2 separate regions of the Homo sapiens genome follow, and region 1 is linked to region 2. A link is a loop called in an ENCODE intact Hi-C map of the cell type or tissue named here. Cell type or tissue: right lobe of liver. All regions are shown on one strand. Each heading gives the region's core, and the rest is flanking DNA. Links, peaks and the distances in the headings are about the cores only.

The links. A loop is a pair of places that touch in the nucleus more often than their neighbours do. Peaks named below come from ENCODE experiments on the same cell type or tissue, not always from the same donor. Only the 100,000 strongest peaks of a DNase experiment are listed, where the experiment ranks them.
Region 1: it touches region 2 in a loop (2.6-fold over the local background); 12 of 110 quality-filtered maps call a loop at or near these places.

What each region holds. Positions count from the first base shown.
Region 1 is chr14:103,202,903-103,211,228 of GRCh38, forward strand. It overlaps LOC124903391, which reads right to left and starts at 5,968. Exons shown (of 2, transcript XM_047432044.1): 1 at 4,046-5,968. The coding sequence starts at 5,115. The coding sequence ends at 4,189. In right lobe of liver, for the core only: no CTCF peak of the experiment used is centred there; DNase peaks (open chromatin) are centred at 2,879, 4,369, 4,779, 6,242 and 1 weaker place; H3K4me3 peaks cover 5,632 bases; H3K27ac peaks cover 6,155 bases.
Region 2 is chr14:103,278,436-103,286,761 of GRCh38, forward strand. It overlaps the pseudogene RAP2CP1 and the pseudogene RPL17P4. Among named protein-coding and RNA genes, the nearest start is that of EIF5, 52 kb to the right of the region's middle. RefSeq lists enhancers at 2,976-3,774, 3,057-3,351, 3,775-4,572. In right lobe of liver, for the core only: a CTCF peak has its summit at 3,241 (motif pointing left); DNase peaks (open chromatin) are centred at 2,826, 3,216, 3,596, 6,596 and 1 weaker place; H3K4me3 peaks cover 1,079 bases; H3K27ac peaks cover 5,353 bases.

The DNA of each region.
Region 1 (8,326 bases), core at 126-8,125, 76 kb before region 2:
GTCTGTTCCTTACTGTACACATGGCTGGCAGGCAAGGGAAGATGGAGCTGCCATCTTGAACATGTCTATCCCCTAGTTCCTGCCTGCATTCACCCGTGCAAGCTCCCAGCTTGCCTGTCCATGTCTGGAGCTCAACTTTATGGGCTGCTCTTTTTTAGAAAATGATTTGGGGCTGCTTTTCATTAAAAAGAAAAGCCTAATGGGGGACTCCCATACCCTATCTGCCTAAGTGATTTGTTCTTAACTCCTATATCACCACCTCAGCCTCCCAAGTAGCTGGGACTACAGGTATGTGCCACTGCATCCAGCTACTTTTTGTATCATTTAAAAAATTGGGCCAGGCACAGTGGCTCATGCCTGTAATCCCAGCACTTTGGGAGGCTGAAGCGAGTATATCACTTGAGCTCAGGAGTTCGAGACCAGTCTGGCCAACATGGTGAAACCCTGTCTCTACTAAAAATACAAAATTTAGCCAGTGTGGTGGCACATGCCTATAATCCCAGTTATTCAAGAGGCTGAGGCAGGAGAATCGCTTGAACTCAGGAGGCAGAGGTTGCAGTGAGCCAAGATTGTGCCACTGCACTCCAGCCTGGGTGACACAGTGAGACTCTGTCTCTAAATAAATAAATAAATATTGATTTCTAGTTTTGTTACCTTGCAGTCTGAGAAATAAATCTTATTTCTCTTTTTAGAAATCAAGTTGTCTGTTATGTCCAATATACTGAGAAATAAAAATGATATCCTAAGCCCCAAGCAACTGAACAGACCTCCCCATCCTGGTCAAGGGGACCCCAGAGAAACCTTGAGTGCCAGGCCATGACAGGATGGGAGGTCAGACACGCCTGGTTCTGCCCTCTCCCTCTCTAACTGCCTTGAGGGTTTCTTCCCTGAGGGCTGAACAAAAACCACTGTGGTTCCAACCGGCCCTGACACTGGCCCTCCCTTTCACAGTTCTGACAAAACAACCGATCAGCATTCCTTCCTGATAAGAGACCACCAACCTCAGAGTGCTTGTGGCCAGTCTACAAAGGATGCGCAGGGAGGGTTATTGTGTCCTCTGCTTCGTCTTTTGTCATCAGGTAGCTGAAAACTCCACTCTCAGATCAGGCCAACACTGCCATTTTTTGTACATGCAACAGACTTATGAAGGGACATGAAGCTCAACTTGGCATGTGCATGTTTCTCCTTTCGTGAATATTCACAGCTCCTCCTGTAGCTTATTCAATATGTATATTCAGTCACCCAGCTCAGCATATATTTCTGTTCCCTTTGCCCCTCCCTCGAAGTGTTTGTTTCTGGCTTCCACCTGGAGGCTGTGCTTCCCAGCCTATTGGATTGCCACCCTGCAGGATGCAACACTTTATGAGAAATAAGGCTGTCCTTTCTTCATCATCCTTCAGCTGACAGTATAATCGAGATTCCATATTGAGGATGTTCTATGCATTATTTATAGAAAAGTACATTCTGCAACAGCCACAAGCACCACTCTTTGGGGAGGCAGGAAGTTCAAGCTCAGCTAGTATTGGGGCCCTGCCCCTTGAGAGTTGTGTTGGACTGAGGAAAGTTCAGTGATACCCCATGCACAGGGAGAGGGAAAGTGTGACAGCCCCACTCTCAGCTCAGGCAGGGAGGTCCCCTGAAGTCCTGAGGCATCTGATTCAGCACCAGGCAGAGGGTGGCAGAGTTCACTCTGGAAGACAACCCCAGAACTTGTGGCCCAGCCCCCACTGTCCCACAACCTGCCCCTTCACCCTTGAAATCAAGAACTAGCAAGAAGGCTGGGTGAAGTGCCCCAGCATGGTGGCTCACGCCTGTAATCACAGCACTTTGGAAGGCTGAGGTGGGAGTATCACTTGAGGCTAGAAGTAGGAGACCAGCATGAGCAACATAGCAAGACCCCATCTCTACAAAATTTAAAGAATGTAGCTGTAGTCCCAGCTACAGGCTGCGGTTGTTGTGGGAATCAGGAGACTGGAGAGACAGGTAGGTGGGACATGAGAATTTTATTGAGTGCACTCAGACCCAGTGGATTAACATCCAAAAACTGGGCCCAGAACAAAGACAGCACTTGACTCATATACACACCTTTGAACGGGAGTGGGCTAGTTTGAAACAAGCTTACAGTGGCATGAAAGCAAGGATACAGAGACAGAACATAGGCAGTTAATCAAATTGTGACAGGTGCATAACCCAGGGTTACATGTAATTCTTGCTATGCAGTCCAGATGGCTGTTATCTAGGCTTGCTTAAAAGAGCCTTGCACAGGCTTATCTCATAACCTTCGCTATGGGGCCCAGAAGGCCGCAGCCCAGGCCTGCTCAGGCATGTTGTATAACCTTCACTGTGCTGCTTAGATAAAACAGAATACTTGAAGTTTCTAGTTACAGAAAACAAGAATCTATAAATTCATAAAACTTGCAGAGCAAGGTACAATCACATGGAGGGGGTTGGGGTTCGAGGGGGAACTTTTTCTTATCCTTATGTTGAGGGAGTGCTGGGAGAGTCTCCAGAGCACACTCCTTTGAGCCTCTGCTTCTTTGATGATGTTATCAAGACTTCGTCTGGGTCTGGGCTTTGTCTGTTACTGCCTTTGGGATGAGTCAGCCTAATATAGAAAGCTTATTTTTCTCTTTTTAAAATTTTATTATTCTTTCTTTCCTTAATTTCCTGCCTCACAGTGAGCTATGATCACACCACTGCACTCCAGCCTGGGTGACACAGCAAGGCCCTGTCCAAAAAAAAAAAAAAAAAAAAATCTGTGAAGTGAGAAAGATGAAGGCCCATGGGAGGAAGGGGGTGGGGAGGCCAGAACCTGAGGACCTTCTTTTTAAGTAGGGTGGCCCCAAGCTGGCTTTGCCCGGCTTCCCAGGTTCATGCCCACTGTCACGTGAATGGGCACTCTCTCACTTCCGAAGGTGACCAGGTTTGGATGGTGAGTTTTGTCATCACTCTGCTCTTAGGCCATGGTGTGAAGTCATGACTTTATCAAGTAGAGAGGGCTTAAGTGGAGGAGGGATGGGTGATTTACATTTTATAAAGTGCCCCGGGGGCTGGAGGGAGCTAGAGTGAAGGCCTGGGTATGAGCGACTCCAGGGGGACAGGGAGGGGAGTACCCGTCACTTAGGACCTCAGTCTGAAGTTCCCTGGCAGGTGTCCCCTTCACCTGCCCTTGAGCCTGGGGGCCTCCCTGCCTGGAGAGGCCCCAGCAACCCAGCCAAGCCTGACCTTGAGCAAGGCCTGGAGGCTGGATCTGAAATGGAGAAATTCCAGCATTTCTCAGGTTGGCCAAGAAGAGATCAGGTTACCTTCTGGTCCAAAGACAGAAAGGGCTCCCTTTGGAAGGGGGAGCAGAGCCACAGCCTGATCTAGGGACCCAGCTGGTGGTCAGGCCCAGTATGGGTGACAGGCCAAGCAGGCCTGGCAGTTCCCTGGGCCACCCTTGAGCCAGGCCTGGGACCAGGAGCTGGCGGGGCTGACCCGGCACCAGGACCCCCAGGAGCAAAGGCAGGGCCCAGACAAGAGGAGTGCAGGAGGTAAGGGACTTGGAGCGTGCCAGGCCTAGACTCCCGGGATCCCTGTCTCGGTGGCAGTGTGGCAGGCCAGGTCTCACTAACGCAGGCCTCCATTACAACTGTCCCAGCACTGACTGAGTAGCTAGATTAAACATTAAAAGCTGATAGAGCCAGTGCCCTTATACAAAGGCTGGAAAGTAACAAAGAGCCCACCGAGAGTTTTGCCTAGGCCTTCCCTGGGCCTTAAAGCAGGACAAAATAACAAATTAATTCTTATCAGGACCCTTTTAGGGTTAAACGAGTTTTTTTGTGGGTCTGAAGAAGCTCCCCACGCCTCCAGAAACAAGTTTATTGAGGGTCTGAAGGCACTCCCCAAACCTCCTGATTTAGCAGGAGACAAGATAAAGGTAATCCCCCCAGCATCTGGACCCATTTAGATTCAGTAACCTTATTGAGGCTCCAGAGGAAGGTCTTCAGGACTCACAGATGACCGTAAGTTCATCACTAATGTCTTCAGATGCATGCACACTTACACGTAGACATACCGCTTAGAAGGTATGTAAGTTCTGGAAAACTGTAATTTTGAGTTGGTCCGGTGATCATTTCCAGGCCTTTCTCCCTGTAACCAGTTGCAGAAAATAAAAACGCTCTTCCTCCTCAGTTCATCTGCATCTCGTCATTGGGCCCCGAGAAATAGCCGCCCCACTCTCAGTTTGGTCCGAGAACAGCGCGACAGTGGAGTTGGAGCCGCCCCGGGCGGGATTAAGCCGGGTGGAAGCAAGTCCAGGAGACGCCCGCCCCTCCCCCGCGCCACAGGACTCGCCAGCCCCGCCACGCCCTGACCCCTCGTCTCTCCTCCCCTCCCCTCCTCCTCTTTTCTCCTCTCTTGCCCTCCCCCATCCCCTCCCTCCTCTCCCCTCCCTGCCCCTGCCCGGACAGTCCTGGTACGCCGTTCCCTGCGCTCCCAGGCCCCTTCCCCTTCCTCCTTCCCCTCCCCTTCCTCCCTCTCCTCCCCTCCCCGCCGCGTCCCGGACACTGCGGGCTGGTCCCGCGCCCCGCCAGGGCTGCCGGGGTGTGCTGCTGGGGAGCGTGACGTGGGCAGGACCACGCTGGACACGCAGTTCGCGTGCGGCCGCTCCCCGAGCAGTGCGCGGCGTGGGCGGAGGAGCGGCTCCGCGAGGAGATCGAGGCAAACGCGGCGCCCGCGCTGCTGGAAATCGTGGACGCGGCGGACGCCGAGCACCTGGTCACGCTCCAGGACCTGGACATCCGCCACGGCGACGGCTTCGCGGTGCTCCGGGGCGTGTGCAGCGAGGCCTCGTTCCCGGCCGTGAGGCCGCTGCGCGAGCGCCTGCGCGGGCTGTGGGAACCCGGGGCCGTCCTGCTGGTGCTGGTGGGCACCCAGGCCGACCGGGACTCCGAGCGCCAGGTGCTGATGGCGCGGGCCCGCGAGGGGCCCTGCCCGTTCCCGGGGGTCACGGCCAAGATCCAGCGGAGGATGGACCAGGTGTTCACGCTGGCGGTGCGCGAGACGGAGGCCCTGATCCCGCCCGAGGTGCCTCCCCGCCAATGCCCAGCACACGAGGCTGTCGGAAAGGTTCATTGGCTAATTTGCCACAGTTGGTTTTCAATATGTCCATCCCTTTTCCTGATTTCCAGAGCTCAGTATTTCTACCCAGTGCCTATTTATTTATTTATTTATTTATTGAGACAGAGTCTCACTCTGTCGCCCAGGCTGGAGTGCAGTGGCGCAGTGTCGGCTCACTGCAACCTCTGCCTCCCGGGTTCAAGCGATTCTCCTGCCTCAGCCTCCCGAGTAGCTGGGATTACAGGCGCCTGCTACCAGACGCAGCTGATTTTTGTATTTTAAGTACAGCTGGGGTTTCATCATGTTGGTCAGGCTGGTCTCAAACTCCTGACCTCGTGATCCGCCCGCCTCAGCCTCCTAAAGTGCTGGGATTACAGGCGTGAGCCACCTTGTCCGGCCCTGAAGCTTATAGTTTTTAATATTCTATAATTCCTGAAGTTTTCATAGTCTGCCTCTTTGCTTCTTATTTTTCAGGAAACAAGTTAGTAACTGAGGGGAAAAGCACCACGATCTCCCGGTGCGTTGTTTGCAAGAGTGCTTCAGCAGTCAGTGTCTTTCTTGTTGTTTGCCAGATAAAGATATTTTGTCTGCATATCTGCATAGCTTAACAGTAACTCAGGTGCTGACGTAGAAGTAAAGCATGTGAGAATGCTTTTGGATCATACACTTTTCACATAATAACAAATTTTTCTCGAATTGGTTTAACAGTATCGTTTTATGCTTTTTAAAATGTATCTTTGATATGAGTTGTTTGTCATTTGCACAAGTTAATGATTTTACCTCCCCAGCTGCAACATATTTTTCAAATTTAGGAACCCAACTTAACCATCTGAACATCCTTCTTAAAAAAAATAAAGAAGAAAGCTCACAACTATGCCTGTGATCTGAACTAGTTGATTTTGTTAACGGAATGTTATTTATATAGTGATGGTTAGAGAAGGCTCTGGTCATTTCTATTTATATTGTATGTGATGTTTTACTAGAAAAACAAGTTTTACCTTAACATGAAAAAAATACATTTTAGAACCTAATGGCAAGTTCACCTCCGAAGAGGGCTAGGCGGGGACTGTACCCTGGGTTTTATCTCTTCCTCTCCCTCCTAGGACAGGTTGGGGGTTGGGATGCTTACTTTTGAAGCTGGAAACCCGGCTGACTCACTCCCCTCCTGACCTCTGTCTTCTGGGGTCCCTCCTGGCAAAGCCCTTATTCATCTCTCTAAGGGGGCATATCAAATGTGGGGAGGGGCCAGTGATGGGTGGGGAGCATCTTCCTGGTCTCAGCTGTCGTTGTCCAGAGCTGCCCCCTCCTCCTGCTGGAGCAGAGGAGAAACACAAGTTTGTTCACTGTCTGGATTGGGCTGTGCAGAGAAAGCCCAGGGAGAAGAAACAGCCTCCTGTTCCCACCACCACGACAGCAGAGAGCTGGGCCCCCATGACTGCAAGCTGGGAATTCCCTTAGCCCCCACCCCAACAGTCCTGCCCTTCTGACTCTCCACCTGCTTGTGCTGAGGAGGGCCTCTGGAGAGGTTTTGTGTCCTTGGATCCCAGTCCTTCTGGATATCAGGCCTCGATCCAAGAAAACATTCCCAAATAGCCGTTTCTGCCCTTAGATTCCCTGGAGGAACTCAGACACTCCCACTCAGATTCAAGTTTTCAGCTTAGAGTGCAGTGGGTTTCTGGCTGACTAGTCAATGTCAGGGATGGCCAGAGCCACATGGCCAGCTCCTGTGACCTTGCTTTCTGAGTGAGCATGGACGCACACAGGCACACATGAAATTAAAGCCCTACATGCTGGATTGTCCTGCTTTTCCTGTGTGTCAAATTTCTAGACTTTGTATGTCACACACACATTGTCTCAGTCCCTCCAGAGGCAAGGAAGGCTGCAAGAACTCCAAAGTGAACTTGCCAGCATCGAATACAACCACCTGTCAGAGCGCTCGGGGACCTGGAGGCCCCATTCACAGCCGATGGACCTGTGGAGCAGGGGCAGGCTGACTTGTGAGCTTGCGGGTGGGCAAACCTCAAGCCCTCCGCTGTTCTCTCCTCCTGGCTGTGGGCTCTGTCTGCTCAGCACCACCAAGGAACGCCAGGCCAGGAATGAAAGTCAAGGAGGCTGCGACATTAATGACCCACAGTACGGGTGAGTCTTCTGCCTCTCCCAGTTATCCACAGACTTCTGACCAATGTATTTGGTTTCTATTTGTATTATTCAGATTGCTGCTGATACTGAGAACTCATGGGGAGGGTTTAAAATTACATGTGTTTTCCTTTTCTGTGAAATGTATGCTCCTTTTGCCAGCTTTGAAAATTTTGTGAACCACATTAACAACCCGTCTATAAAATAACGGGGGAAAAGGAGAGAAAGAAGATAGTTTCTATGTGTACACATCCACATAACAAGGAAGAAACTGCTCATGGCTGCTACAGTCCTTGTCTCTGAAACTGATCATGAGGCCATGGTTGATTTTTATCACTTATTTATTTATTTATTTTTGAGACAGAGTCTCGCTGTGTCACCCAGGCTGGAAGGGTGCGATCTCGACTCCCTGCAATCTCCACCTCCAGGGTTCAAGCGATTCTGGTGCCTCAGCCTCCCAAGTAGCTGGGATTACAGGCGTGCGTCACCATGCCTGGCTAATTTTTGTATTTTTAGTAGAGACGGGGTTTTGCCATGTTGGCCAGGCTGGTCTTGAACTCCTCCTGACCTCAAGTGATCTACCTACCTTGACCTCCCAAAGTGCTGGGATTACAGGCATGAGCCACCACACCCGGCCCATAGTTGATTTTTTTTTTTTTTTTTTTTTTTGAGACGGAATCTCGTTCTGTCACCCAGGCTGGAGTGCAGTGGCACCATCTCAGCTCACTGCAAGCTCCGCCTCCCAGGTTCACGCCATTCTCCTGCCTCAGCCTCCCCAGTAGCTGGGACTACAGGCGCCCACCACCATGCCCGGCTAATTTTTTTGTATTTTTAGTAGAGACAGGGTTTCACTGTGTTAGCCAGGATGGTCTCGATCTCCTGACCTGGTGTTCCACCCTCCTCAGCCTCCCAAAGTGCTGGAATTACAGGCGTGAGCCACCGTGCCCGGCCCATAGTTGATTATTAAATTGTGTAGTATAAGCACACATAACATAAAACTTACCATCTTAATCTTTTTTTTTTTTTTTGAGATGGAGCCTGGCTCTGTCGTCCAGGCTGGAGTGCAATGGCACGAGCTCGGCTCACTGCA
Region 2 (8,326 bases), core at 197-8,196:
TTTTGGCTCCTCTTCTTTTCCATTATAAAAAATGTGAAACTGAAATTTGCCCCTAAAAATGGCTTTAGCTGCTTCTCACAGATTTGATGTATGCTTGTTTTTCCTTTTTTTCTTTTTTTTTTTTTTTCTTTTGAGACGGAGTCTCGCTCTGTCGCCCAGGCTGGAGTGCAGTGGCGCGATCTCAGCTCACTGCAAGCTCCGCCTCCCGGGTTCCCGCCATTCTCCTGCCTCAGCCTCGCGAGTAGCTGGGACTACAGGCGCCCGCCACCACGCCCGGCTATTTTTTGTATTTTTAGTGGAGACGGGGTTTCACCGTGTTAGCCAGGATGGTCTCGATCTCCTGACCTCGTGATCCGCCCGCCTCGGCCTCCCAAAGTGCTGGGATTGACAGGCCTGAGCCACCGCGCCCGGCCAACTTGTTTTTCTTTCTCACTGGAGCTGGTTCCAGATTAGATCTGGTCGGACCCGGCAGGCACCTGGCGGGCACTGTGCGGGCAGGGAACCAGGGAGAGCAGGAGGGCGCGGGTCCGGGCCAAGGCTGGCGGGGGTCGCCGCGGCGCGACCGCCTCCTCCGCCCCGGCTCCGTGGGATGCGCGTCCGCCCTCCCAGGCCCCTTCCTCCCGCCCTCCCCCGCCCCCCGTTTTCCTCCCCTCCCCTCCCGACCCGCCCCAGGCCAGACCCCCGCGCGGGTCCTCGCCCTCCCAGGACCCTTCCTCCCTCCCCTCCCCTCCCCGCCGCGTCCCGGACCCTGCGGGCTGGTCCCGCGCCCCGCCAGGGCTGCCGGGGTGTGCTGCTGGGGAGCGTGGAGTGGGCAGGACCACGCTGGACACGCAGTTCGCGTGCGGCCGCTCCCCGAGCAGTGCGCGGCGTGGGCGGAGGAGCGGCTCCGCGAGGAGATCGAGGCGAACGCGGCGCCCGCGTTGCTGGAGGTCGTGGACGCGGCGGGCGCCGAGCACCTGGTCACGCTCCAGGACCTGGACATCCGCCACGGCGACGGCTCCGCGGTGCTCCCGGGCGTGTGCAGCGAGGCCTCGTTCCGGGCCGTGAGGCCGCCGAGCAAGCGCCTGCGCCGGCCGTGGGAACCCGGGGCCGTCCCGCGGGTGCTGGTGGGCACCCAGGCCGACCCGGACGACGGGCGCCAGGTGCTGACGGCGCGGGGCCGCGAGGGGCGCTCCCCGTTCCCGGAGGTCATGGCCAAGAGCCAGCGGATGGTGGACCGGGTGTTCATGCAGGCGGTGCGCGAGACGGAGGCCTTGGTCCCGCCCGAGGAGGAGGTGGAGTGTTGGGAAGTTTTCTGTTGTCCCCTGGACTCCATCCAGAAAAAGATGGCCCTGGTGGCAGCCTCGAAGCGCGGGGAGGGAGGCTAGGACTGGGGCCGCGTCGGGAACTGAGCCTGCCGGGACGCTTCTAACCCGCGCGCTGCCTCGAGTCCCTCCGGTGCCCAGGCCTTGTTCCCCAAGACCCACGGGTGCAGAGCAGAAGCGCGGCCCCAGCGCCCGAGGCCTGAAAGCTGTTCTTTACCTTCGCAGCTTTCCAAGTTACTATAATAGGTAAAAGGCAAGGGCTAACGTCTTAAGTATTTAATCGATTTCCTTATGCAGATTCTGCACTCGTAATTACTAAACGTGAGAGCCCAGGATGAACTATTCGGTGCATTTTTTATTTTTTTGAGACTGTCGCCAGGCTGGAGTTCAGTGGCGATCTCGGTGATCTCAGCTCACTGCAACCTCCGCCTCCCCGGTTCAAGCGATTATCCTGCCTCAGCCTCCCAAGTAGGTGGGACTACAGGCATGTGCCACCACGCCCGGCTAATTTTTGTATTTTTAGTAGAGACGGGGTTTCACCATGTTGGCCAAGATGGTCTCGATCTCTTGACCTCGTGATCCGCCTGCCTCGGCCTCCCGAAGTGCTGGGATTACAGGCGTGAGCCACGGTGCCTGGCCTATTGGGTGCATCTTAAAGCAGCGATATACAGGATAGTAAATGGAAACGGAAACGACTACTTCTGTATTTTAACTAACAACAGTGATTCATTCTGTTGGCAGTTTTTCTTCTTTAAAAGATGCCTTACTGCTTTAAGCCTGAATGGGCAGAATGTGCTTTCTTCAAATGCAATTTGTGGTATGTTTTTTTGAACTACCTGGTTCTGAGAATTACAGTTTGGATTTGGAGCACTTCGCCGAAGTTTAGATCTTAGTTCCATGAAGTTTCCATCTCATTTTCAGTGATGAATTGAGCAATCACTTTTTCCTTTCTGTGTGGTCCTAAATATAGTTACGACCTACTTAGCACAACCTTGCAATTGGATATGTGTCGCTGGCAAATTAATTTTATACCTAAAGTGAGCCCAGCGCTGGCTGTCAGTTTTGTAATTAACATCTGGTTGACTATGCTATGCACAGGAAAATGGAGCACAAATAAATTGTTTTTAAACTTTGCAATTCTTACCATTTGACTTTGTGAATCATATTTAAAGCACTATGTTCCAAGATTTCTAGATGCTGTCGGATGGCTTTACCATTATTTTTCAGGAGTTTGTTTGTTGTAGAGAAAACTCCAGGAGGTGAGAGGAGAGAAAGCACCCGGTTATGCAGCAGGCATTGCACCTGTGTTATTAGCGGCAGCTGCCTTCATACTTTGCCTGAATTCCTGGAATTTTTAAATAGTGAAATAGGTATGGAAACCTATGAAGAATAGGTCATCTTTTTGTTGATTTTTAGCGCAGCAACCTTTATCCAATTCTTTTTTTTTTTTTTTTTTTTTTTGAGACTTGCTCTGTTGCCTAGGCTGGAGTGCGGTGGCGCAATCTCGGCTCACTGCAACCTCCACCACCCGGATTCAAGCAATTCTCCTGCCTCGGCCTCCTGAGTAGCTGGGATTACAGGTGCCCGCCACCATGCCCAGCTAATTTTTCTATTTTTAGTAGAGACGAGGTTTTCCCGTGTTGGCCAGGCTGGTCTCAAACTCCTGACCTTGGGTGATCCACCTGCCTTGGCCTCCCAAAGTGCTGGGATTACAGGTGTGTGTCACCACGCCCAGCCCTGATAATTGTTTTTAAACGCAGTAAGTTTTATGACATTTTGGTTTGGGTGTTTCTTCGCCTTGGGTTGGATAGCTGTTCTAGGAAAACCAATTACTGCAGCTCACTCCGGCAAGGGAGGTGGGGGGTGCTGATCACATTTCCCTGCCTCAAGGGCAAGTTGTCCTCACCAAGCTGCTCCCTCCCTCTGCTGGAAAGGAAGCAAAACACCAGCTGCTTTCTGCTGTGCTCTGGGCTGTGTGGGGAAGTGCAGGGGCAGCAAATGGAAATCAGCAACATCTTGTTCCCAGTCCTGACACCCCTGGCCAGCAAGACCCTGCTGAGCCATGCTGGACAGGATGGGATGGGCCTCACGCAGATGCCACGGCTCTACCCTGCTCGGCTGCTGGCTTGTGGGAATGCTCCGGGAGAGCTCTGTGGCCTGGTCCCTCTGGATCTCAGCCTCCATCCAGGAAAAAGCACCCCATATTCTCTAAACAAGCCAGCTGCTCCTTTGAACTCCTGACGGCATCACACCCTCCCACTCCCATCCAGTTGCTCAGCGGTGAGCTGGCTGCCAGCTGCTGGACAGGCCGAAGGACAGGGCAGTCACCTTCTGCTCATGTGGGCATCTAAGCCACACCCACCCCTTTCCCCAACTTACACCATCTTTCCCTCTCTCTGTCTCTCTCTGTCTCTCTGCCTTTGTCTCTGTCTCCCCGCCCAGACACCTCCCTGCCTATGGGTGCACGCACACACCAGTGGCAGGCCCTGAAAGTGCTTCCTCATTGAGTCAAGATAGTAGATGGGAAGCCATGCCGGGTGAGAGGGCAGAGAATCGGGCCATCCTCAAAGACATGAAGATGCATTTCTATTTATTCATCTCCCACAGTATAAAAGAGGCTCATGGCAATGAGAGTGGACGGCCATAAACTTAACCAAGTGGTAGCCTCAGTCACAGCCGCTGCAGCAGAGGTGGCATCTACTGGAAGAGGTCCACCCTGGCTGGCGCTTGGCGGACGGCCAACCGAGCTAAAGAATGCAGGCCGGGCGTGGTGGCTCACGCCTGTAATCCCAGCATTTTGGGAGGCCGAGGCGGGCAGATCACCTGAGGTCGGGAGTTTGAGACCAGCCCGACCAACATGGAGAAACCCCATCTTTACTAAAAATACAAAATTAGCCAGGCGTGGTAGCGCATACCTGTAATCCCAGCTACTCGGGAGGCTGAGGCCAGAGAATCGCTTGAACCCAGGAGGTGGAGGTTGTGGTGAGCTGAGATCATAGCGCCATTGCACTCCAGCCTGGGTAACAAGAGCGAAGAGCAAAACTCCGTCTCAAAAAAAAAAAAAAAAAAAAAAGAATGCATCCACTCCCACTGGGGATGGAGGATGGAGGGTGTCTGCATTCACCTAGGACAGACAGACGTGCACATTTTTGGGTTCTCTCTTCCCCTAAACCTCCTGAGGTAATCTGTGAAAATGATTCGCTATTCACTTAACCCGGAAAACCCCACAAAATCATGCAAAGAGGTTCAAATCTTCGTGGTCACCTTGGAACACTTGTGAAACTGCCCAGGTCATCAGGGGTATGCATATATGAAAAGCCACTAAGGATCTGAAAGATGTCACTTTACAGAAGCAGTGTGTGCCATTCCAACGTTACAGTCAGGGAGTTGGTAGGTGTGCCCAGGCCAAGCAGTGGGGCTGGACACAACGTTGGTGGCCCCAGAAGAGTGCTGAATGCTTGCTGCATATGCTTAACAATGCAGAGAGCAATGCTGAACTGAAGGGTTTAGGTGTAGATTCTCTGGTCATTGAGCACCTCCAAGTGAACAAAGCACCTAAGATGTGCCACCAGACCTCCAGAGCTCATGGTGGGATTAACCCATACATGAGCTCTCCCTGTCGCATCGAAATGATCCTTACTGCGAAGGAACAAATTGTTCCTAAACCAGAAGATTGCCCACAAGAAAAAGATATCCCTGAGGAAACAAAAACTTATGGCACAGGAATAAATTCAGCACTAAAATAAATGCAATGAAGAGTTTTTTGTTTTTTAAAGTGCACTTCGTGATCTTGTTAACTACCCTGCTCTCGATCACTTCTTCTGAAGGAACTTTAAGGTTCTTGACACTCCACAGAACAGTGTGCGGGCTCCTGGTAGTGAAGACACCGTGTTAACCCATCTGATGGACAGGAAGTGCTGCTCCCGTGCCTGGTGATGGCAGGAAAGGAGCCGCTGCAGCAACTGTGGTCACCGGAAGCTTGGACCCTTCGAGGATAAAGGTCTGAGCCATCCCAGAAACCAACAGCCTAGCCCAGCTGCGTTGCCGTCCCAGAGTAAGGAGGGTCTAAAATGAGTGGTGAGGAAGGAGGTGAGGGACATTACTCACAGCCTTGAGATCAGCGCCAGGGTGGAGACTGTACTTAGACTTGTCCCGCCAACCCCACTGTGTATTTTTGTTTAGAGAGGGTGCAACCAGCCACCGAGGTGAAGAATCAGTCACAGGACAAGGTGGATGCGGGGCTGAGTGGATCCGAGTCGTGCAAGCAGCAGGCACAGAGTGGGCCTCTTGCCTCGGGAGCCTTTGTCTCTGCTGCTGGCATTCTCTGGGCAGAGCTGCCTGCTTGGCCAGGGCCGGAGAGCTTGCATCCCCAGGAACAGCCCACAGGAACCAGTGGCCATGTACCCCAGTTTCCTGAGCCTTGGTGGGGCGGTTCAGAGGGAGATCCTGACCTGATGCTTTTGAATCTCAGCAACCCTGAGGCCGAATCGCTCCTGCTGTTACTTGATTTGGTTGTGTAAACCAAAACTAAAATTCTAAGCCACCCGACGGACTGAATGGACCCACGGACCCCCTTCTTGGCCAAAGGGACTCAAAGAAACCTGAAAAATTAGTTCAGACCATGATGGGAAGGGAGGGGTCAGACACGCCTCGTTATAAGCCCTCCTGCCTTTGGAGTTCAGGCACAGCTGACCAGCATTACATTAAAACGGAGACCTTAAGATGGACAAACAGACTCTTTGCAGCAATAAGATACCAAAATTCCAACCTGACTCTAATATAGTGTCACATGACAGATAGCAGACCCTGAAGGAAATCAAAGTATTTACCCCAAAATATGTTTTTGACATGGTCCTGCACAGCTGCCTCTTGTGGGGGAAATTTGCCTTTTTAGAGAAACTCTTTCCCTTACTGGGTCTTTTCCAGAGAGCCTGATAATCTTTGAAAGGTCTCAACAGGAAGTATTTGCCATCTATTGCCTCTAAGGGCAGCCACCTATGAGACTCATCTACATAATAAAAACCTTGGTCTTCACAACCCCATACCTTATCTGAACCCAGACATTCCTTTCTACTGATTCCAGGTCTTTAGGCAATAACTTAACTCTTTCAACCAATTGCCAATCAGAGCCTTTGAAGCCACCTGTGATCCATAAGTCCCCTGCTTCAAATTGTCCTGGCTCTCCGACCCAACCACTGTATACCTCATATGTATTGACCGATGTCTTCTATCTCCCTGAAACTGAAACGTGTAAGGCCAAGCTGTAGACCAACCCCTTGGGGCACGTGTTCTCAGGAGTTCCTGAGGCTGACTCACAGGTCATGGCTCTCACATTTGGCTCTGAACAAATCTCTTCAAATATTTCACAGAATTTGGCTTTTTCTGTCAACAGTGGTGTGAGCAATTAAGTTCAAAGGGTAGCAACAACTCTATCCCCTTCAGTTTCTCTGAAACCTCTTTTGCTTCTGTAATAGGAAATGTTTATTTGAAAACGCAAGGAATGACGCACTTGATGTTGTGTATGTTGGAGCAAGCTGATGGCATAAAATGAGGAGTGGAGGACTATGTCCCAGGGTCTACTAGAATCTGTGCCCTCTAACCTGGAGGAAGATTTTCAGGACCCATACTTGGGGTCGTTCTGTCTTTACAGAACGTGTCCCAGGCGTGTATGGAAACACACTGGAAACAGAGATCACCTGTGTTTAGGCTCTGACTATATAGCTAGTCATGAAATTTCTCAGTGATAGGGTATAGATATATATGTTCAAATTCTCTAGGAGGCTGGGCACGGTGGCTCAAACCTGTAATCCCAGCACTTTGGGAGGCCAAGGCAGGTGGATCACCTGAAGTGAGAAGTTGGAGACCAGCCTGGCCAAGATGGTGAAACCCCGTCTCTACTAAAAATACAAAATTAGCCAGTTGTGGTGGCACACGCCTGTAGTCCCAGCTACTCAGGAGGCTAAGGCAGGAGAACCACTTGAACCCGGGAGGTGGAGGTTGCAGTGAGCCAAGATCGCACCACTGCACTCCAGCCTGGACAAAAAGAGTGAAACTCTGTCCTAAAAAAAATAAAATAAAATTATCTAGGAGACGCCAAGCTGTTCTCCAAAGTATTGTTCTAATTTACACTTTTATCAGCAGCAGAAGAAAGCTCATCGCTCTTCATCCCTGCCAGTTTACTCTTTTCTGACTTAAAATTCTTGCCACCCTGATGGGTTGGAAATGACATTTCATTTTGGTTAATTTGCATTTCCCTTATCACTAATGCAGTTGAGCATCTTTTTCATTCATTTATTTGCCATTTGTGCTATTTCTGTGCATCTCTGTTTATTTCTTTTGCCCATTTTTCTGTTTGGTTTTTTATCATTTTTATTGTGTCATAGGATTCTTAGGAAAGACAACATGTATAAAAATGTGTATGTCTTTTGTCAGTTATATGTATTACAAATATTTTTGCATAAGTGTACATTCCTTTTTGTAATGTAGTCAAATGTATCAACGCTTTCTGTTACAGTTTGCATTTTTGCCCTATTAAAGATATCCTTTCTCTAGAACCAGAAATACCATTCCACCCAGCAATCCCATTACTGGGTATATATGCAAAGGGTTATAAATCATTCTACTATAAAGACACACGCACAGGTATGTTTATTGCAGCACTATGTACAATAGCGAAGACTTGGAACCAACCCAAATGCCCATCAGAAGAATTTGGAGGCTACGGTTTCTAAAGGATGGTTTGACAGGTGGGGCTTAGGAAATGGAGAATGCTGATTGGTTGGTTCAGGGGTGAAATTGCAGGGTCCAGAGCTGTCTTCTTGCTCTGAGTCAATTCCTGGGTAGAGTCACAGGACTGGGTGAGTCCATTTCTTTGTATGGGTTATGGGTTTGGGCGGCACCAGCTGGTGCCTCAGAATGCAAGTTCTGAAAAATACCTCAAACACCAGTCTTTGGTTTTATCCTAATGATGTCATCTATAGAAGCAACTGAGGAAGTTACAAACTTGTGATCTCTGGCTACTT